Regions from separate parts of the Homo sapiens genome. Here region 1 is linked to region 2. The links are chromatin loops, found by intact Hi-C in ENCODE. Cell type or tissue: mammary epithelial cell. All regions are shown on one strand. Each heading gives the region's core, and the rest is flanking DNA. Links, peaks and the distances in the headings are about the cores only. Region 1 overlaps ADAMTS3 (ADAM metallopeptidase with thrombospondin type 1 motif 3). Region 2 overlaps ADAMTS3 (ADAM metallopeptidase with thrombospondin type 1 motif 3).

Region 1 (2,930 bases), core at 103-2,602, 180 kb after region 2:
ATATAAACATTATAATCAAAAAGAATTCTGATGCATTTATAAGGCTTGACTTAAGAGAAAAAATAGCTCTTCCTAAGAGAAAAAATAGCCCTTTTCTTATTCATTTTCTTGGCCATGTTTGAAATGGAGAAAGAAAAAAATAAATAAATGCCCAAATATTGTGCACTTTGGTTATGAGTCCATAAATTTCTATGCATATTATTCAAGCCAGAAAAGTTACACAATCAAGTCTTTTTTTATTTTTAACTTAGTGATTAGGAGTGATTAACCATGATCCTGTTGAGTTGCAAACGTGGCAATGTAAAGGCCTTTATCCCCTATGCTTTGTGGTCTTGATTTAATAGTGTTGTGTATTCAATATATTTAATATACAGGAGCTGCCTTTTCCTGGTTGGTAATTAATGTCCCTTGGACCCTGAAATTGCTCAGAACAGGGACTTCTCTGTGGAGACTATATTCCAGATTACACTGCTATTTTTACTTTATAGGTTCTTGAATTTTAAGGATTTATTTCTAGATTGTACAGGTTCACATTTTGCATCAAGGTTACTAGTCAGATAGCTTACTCTTCTGATAACAAATTCCATCTCTGTGAAATACTGGCATTTGTCATGCTATCAGTTTTTGAAATGTTTTGGTAGTGCCTGAGATGATCCATTGCTCATCACTTCCACCACTTCTAACCTAATCCAACCTACAGCCATATCTCAAATGTGATCATCTCCTGCTCTCTAGTTGATTCACATTTTAGGCAGGGTAATCTTTTTCAAGATAGATTACTTTATTCAAGATTTACTATTTATAATTGACAAATATTACATATATATTTAAGGCATAAAATTTAATGATTTGATAGACATATATATTTATGAAATAATCACCACAAATTAATTAACCTATCACCTCATGTAGTCATCAATATTTTTTCTTTATTTTCGTGGTGAGAACACCTAGGATCTACCCTCTTAGCAAATTTCAAGCATATAATAAAATACAACAACTATAGTCACCAGAACTTAGATCTCCAGAATGTACTCATCTAATAACTATAAAGTTTGTATGCTTTGACCACTATCTCCCCATTTTCTCCTCATCATGACCTCTAGCAATCTTCCTTCTACTCTCCATTTCTATAAGTTGACTTTTTTATATTCCACATATAAGTGAGATCATGCAATATTTGTCTTTCTGTGTCTGGCCTATTTCACTTAGCATAAAGTCCTCCAGATTCATCCATGTTGTCACAAATGGCAGGATTTCCTTCATTTCTAAAGCTGAATAAAGGTTTAGAAAGGTTTCCCTATCCATTCATACATTGACAGACATTTAGGTTGTTTCCCTATCTTGTTGATTGTGAATAATACTGCAATGAATATGAAAGTGCAGACATCTCTCTGAGATAGTGATTTTTCTTGTACAGTAGCCCCCCTTTATCTGCAGTGTTGCTTTCTATGGTTTCGATCACCCATGGTCAATTGCAGTCCAAAAATATTAAATGAAAAATTCCAGAAGTAACAATTCATAAGTTTTAAATTGCTTGTTGTTTTCTGTAGCATGATGAAATCTAATGTCATCTAGCTCTGTCTTGCCCAGGACATGAATCATTCCTTTGTCCAGCAAGTCCTTGCTGTCTATACTACCCACTTGTTAATCATCAACATCGTCTGCTCCTGACAGCCAACCATATCATAGCCCAATAATCCAGGATCACCTGAAGCAGATGTTCTTCCTTCTGAGGTATAGTCAGAAACGGAATAATAACCTAACACTACATCTCAATGGCTACGGCATTCACCTCACTTCATTTCATCACATAGGCATTTTATCATCTCACATCCTCACATGCATATTTTATTATTAGTTATTTGTATTAATTTCTTATTGTGCCTATTTTATAAACTTAATCATAGGCATGTATGTGCAGGAAAAAATATAGTATATATAGGGTTCATTACTTTCTAAGGTTTCAGACATCCACTGAGGGTCTCGGAACATATTTCTCACAGATAAGGAAGTTGCTGTATATATACCCAAAAGTAGATCGCTGGAATATATGTAGTTTTATTTTTAATTTTTTGAGGAGCCTCCATACTGTTTTTCATAAGTGCTGCACCATTTACATTCCCATCAGTAGTGTACAGACATTCCCTTTTCTCCATATCTCACCAACACTTATCTTTCACTTTTCTCCTAGTAGCCATTTCAACAGGTGTGATGCGATATCTCACTGTGAGTTTGATCTGCATTTCCCTGATGATTAGTGATGTGGAGCACTTTTTCATATACCTATTGGCCATTTGTTGTCTTCTATTGAGAAATGTCTATTCGGATCTTTGCCCATTTTTCAAATAGATTGTTTTGATGCTATTGAGTTGTTGAGTTCTTCATGTATTTTGCATGTTAACCCTTTATAGGATATATTGTCTGCAAATATTTTCTCCCATTCTGTTGGTTATCTCTTCACTTTGTCATTTATTTCTATGCAAATGCTTTTCACTTTGATGTAAATTCATTTGTCTATTTTTGCTTTTGTTGCCTGTGCCTTTGTGATCATATCAAAAAAATTATTGCCCAGACTAATGTCATGAAGCTTTTTTCTTTTGTTTTCTTCTACTACTTTGGCAATTTCAGGTCTTAAGAGTTAAGCTTTTAATACATTTGAACGGAATTTTGCATGCATTGTAAGATAAGGATCATATTTCATTATTCTGCATGTGCATATCTGGTTTTTCCAGCACCATTTATTGGACATTGTCTTTTCCACATTATGTATTCTTGGCACATTGTTAAAGACCAGTTGACTGAGTATGCGTGAGTTTATCCTTATGCTCTTTTTTCTGTTCCATTGGTTTTCATGCCAGTACCATACGTTTTAATTAGTGTAGCTTTGTAATAAAATTTTAACTTAAGCAGCCTGATACCTCTAGCTT
Region 2 (2,930 bases), core at 323-2,822:
ACTTAGCACTGATTATTTTTAAAAAGACCTTGTATTTTAATAGCAGATGGCTACTAAAATACCCGAAGCAAATGCATTATTACCAATTTGTATTCCCAACCTAGAGGCCTCAGAGTTACTCAGAAAAGGCATTTGGCTGGAAATTAGGAAAATTATTTAAACCTTGATTCTGCCAGTGACCAAAGTTTGATTTGAGAAAGTACAATGTCTCTCAAATTTATTTTAGCTATTGAACTATTCATAGACACTTACTATAATGTGATTTCAAAGATAAAATAGTTTAAAAAATTAAAAATGTGCAGATGAATGACAGTAAACGTAGATAACGTAGAAAGCCTTTGGGGAAGCAATTTGAACTTACCACACACTCTCCTCGCACACATATGCTATATGGATCTTTGTAAGAACAGTGCGTTCCATCATGCACCAGTTGTTTCATGTAAGCAACATCTCCAGTCTCCTTGGACTGACAGTAAAGGTGGCATCTTTTCTTGGCTGCATAAGATGGAGGATAAAATTAACTATTTACATAAAATGGAATGTTTGAACAGCATAGTTTATTTTATTTTTAAATATAAGGTTTCACTGTGATTTCCTGAAAACAAAAGGAATACCGTATAAACAAATAAAATAAGGAGTAAGGAGGAAAGTATGTACATTTGACATTTTTTTTTTAGCTAAGGTGACCATAAAATTTGTCATCTAAACTAGAAAAGGGGTTCTAGTAATAACTGAGCAGGAACAACAGGTATAAACTGGGACTGCCCCAGGCAACCCTAGATTTCAACATAGCTCTTAAATAAATCTTAATTCAAAACCAGTTTAGTTTTCGTAATATTAGAGCACTGAAAGAATGTCTGTGATTTGACTCAATCATCTAACATAGTTTTTGCCTCTTACAGGATGCAACTCACTTCACCAAAATAGATAAAAACAATGCATTTCTTCTTAATGCATTGCAACTTTGAATTCTTAACGTGTATTCCTCTTTCCTTTAACATGGATTTGAACTGAACCCAGTGGTGCATGTAATCATATAACTATTTCCTTTCATTCACTCAAATAAGAAGTATGGCAAAAAGTTGCCATTGGACATATTTAACCAAAAATTCAGAAGTAAGAAGTGAAACATTAAAAGAAAATTTCCAAATATATCTTTAAACTATAGTAAAAAAGTAAAAGGTTATAAGGTATCTTTTGTTATTAAATTATGATCTTTCTCTTGGTCCTGACTCAATTTTCAAAGAACTATATTTTTCTCTAGTTCAGAAAGGAAAGATCACAATATTCCAGAAGTATTTCCTAGTAGAGGGATTTCGGTTGAATCAGGAATTCCAACATCTCTCCCAGGCGTTCCTTTCCACTGGTCTTTTCACCGCTGATGGTGATAGTGCTGCTTGCCAGGAACTATTGCACCATTCTTACCTCTTTAGAGAAAGGGTATTTAAGCCTTATTCTTAGAAACCCAGGAGAACTTACTCCTATAAGCACCAAGTTTCCTAAGTTACCACATAGGGATCAAGAGTCCATGGGGTTCGTGCTGGCAAAGCTTAAACTGTGAGTAACCATCCACACAGCAGGAAGGAGAGCACGAGGCTACTCACGGTCAGGATGTTCATATGGCAACCAGTGGTGTTTGGTATTCTGGTATTCAAAGTGGGAGTTTCGCTGCTGACACTGCTGTGCTCTGAAGTCCTCAAAGTGTTTTTGGCATTCTTCTGTGTTACAAAGCTGGTACTCAAAATTAACACCAGGACAATCCTGACCACCATTGATGGGCCTAAAGAAAAGACAACATTTAAAAAGGCCTTTTGGCTTCTGTCTAGCAGTTGAAGCTTGCAGACACAGTGCTTGAGGGCACAAAGCCAAAGTTTCTGGGCTGCCAGCACAAAGTGAATGAACTCATACTTCCTAATTTCAGTCCCTTTCCAAAGCACCCTTCTCTCCCTGCTGGGTGGAAAAATAAAACAAAACACAAAGCTCAACTTAAATCAGCTTTTCAAATCATATATTTTAAATGCATGGCAAAAGTGTGTAAGAAAAAAAAAGCATGTATATTGAATCAATAAAATGATATTTTGCTACCATGTATAAAACACACAGATGCAGCTCAAAGAAACTTTGGTCATCGCTCCATGGCTCGGTTCCCTCATATGTAAAATGCAAATAATAATGTATCTTCCTTTGAGGAAAACTGTGAAGATTAAATGAGTTGACATTATTTAAAGCACTCCTAACAACTCTGGCTCATAATGAACTTTAGCTGATCTTTTAATTTTTATTGTCTTTGTTACTTCTAATACCACCATCATCTCTTACTGGGAAGGCAGGTATGTGGCATCAGATAGTCTTACAAAAGACGTGCTCAGAGACATCCTGCTGCCAGAAACAGAGAGAAAAAGCTGCTCACATATTAAACCCTAGACAAGGCAGAATCCTCTAAATGTGAGAATTCAGTTGTTTTTTTCTTCGTAAAGATTGCTGAGCACACAATAGGGAATTCAGTAATTGTAGTCTGAGTGAATGAATAGATAACTTTCCCCCAACAGTCACCTGGCCTTCTATCACAATCTTTCTTTTGCCTTCCTCTGAAGCAATCACATTCCACTCCCTGAAGAGAGAGAGTCTGTATGCTTGGTACCGCTCTTTCCTGGACACTCTCTTGTTTCTGGCAGTCAATCTCGCAGTGCCCATGCCCACGCCCTTAGGGCACAGTGACCTACTTTCCTTGTTCAGCTTCTTAATATTCCTGAACAGCAACTTCTTTAAAAATATTCAATCTTCGTTTGATCTTCTTCATCACTGACTGCTTGTCACAAGATTAATAAATGGAGATGTATCAAAAACACAGACTGGTTTATGAACTGTGAACAATTTATTTTCCTGCCCTGTGTTTTACATGCACTTTATAAAACAGAATACTAATAACA

What was found. Peaks named below come from ENCODE experiments on the same cell type or tissue, not always from the same donor. Only the 100,000 strongest peaks of a DNase experiment are listed, where the experiment ranks them.
Region 1: a loop joins it to region 2, with 2.4 times the contacts of the local background. A loop is called at or near these places in 7 of 110 quality-filtered maps.

Annotation. Positions count from the first base shown.
Region 1 is chr4:72,487,852-72,490,781 of GRCh38, forward strand. The region is part of intron 3 of ADAMTS3 (ADAM metallopeptidase with thrombospondin type 1 motif 3); the gene reads right to left. Among named protein-coding and RNA genes, the nearest start is that of ADAMTS3, 80 kb to the right of the region's middle. In mammary epithelial cell, for the core only: no CTCF peak of the experiment used is centred there; a DNase peak (open chromatin) is centred at 1,640; H3K27ac peaks cover 1,513 bases.
Region 2 is chr4:72,310,687-72,313,616 of GRCh38, forward strand. ADAMTS3 (ADAM metallopeptidase with thrombospondin type 1 motif 3) reads right to left here. Exons shown (of 22, transcript NM_014243.3): 13 at 1,605-1,780; 14 at 362-495. Among named protein-coding and RNA genes, the nearest start is that of ADAMTS3, 260 kb to the right of the region's middle. In mammary epithelial cell, for the core only: no CTCF peak of the experiment used is centred there; DNase peaks (open chromatin) are centred at 785, 1,555 and 2,625; H3K27ac peaks cover 2,500 bases.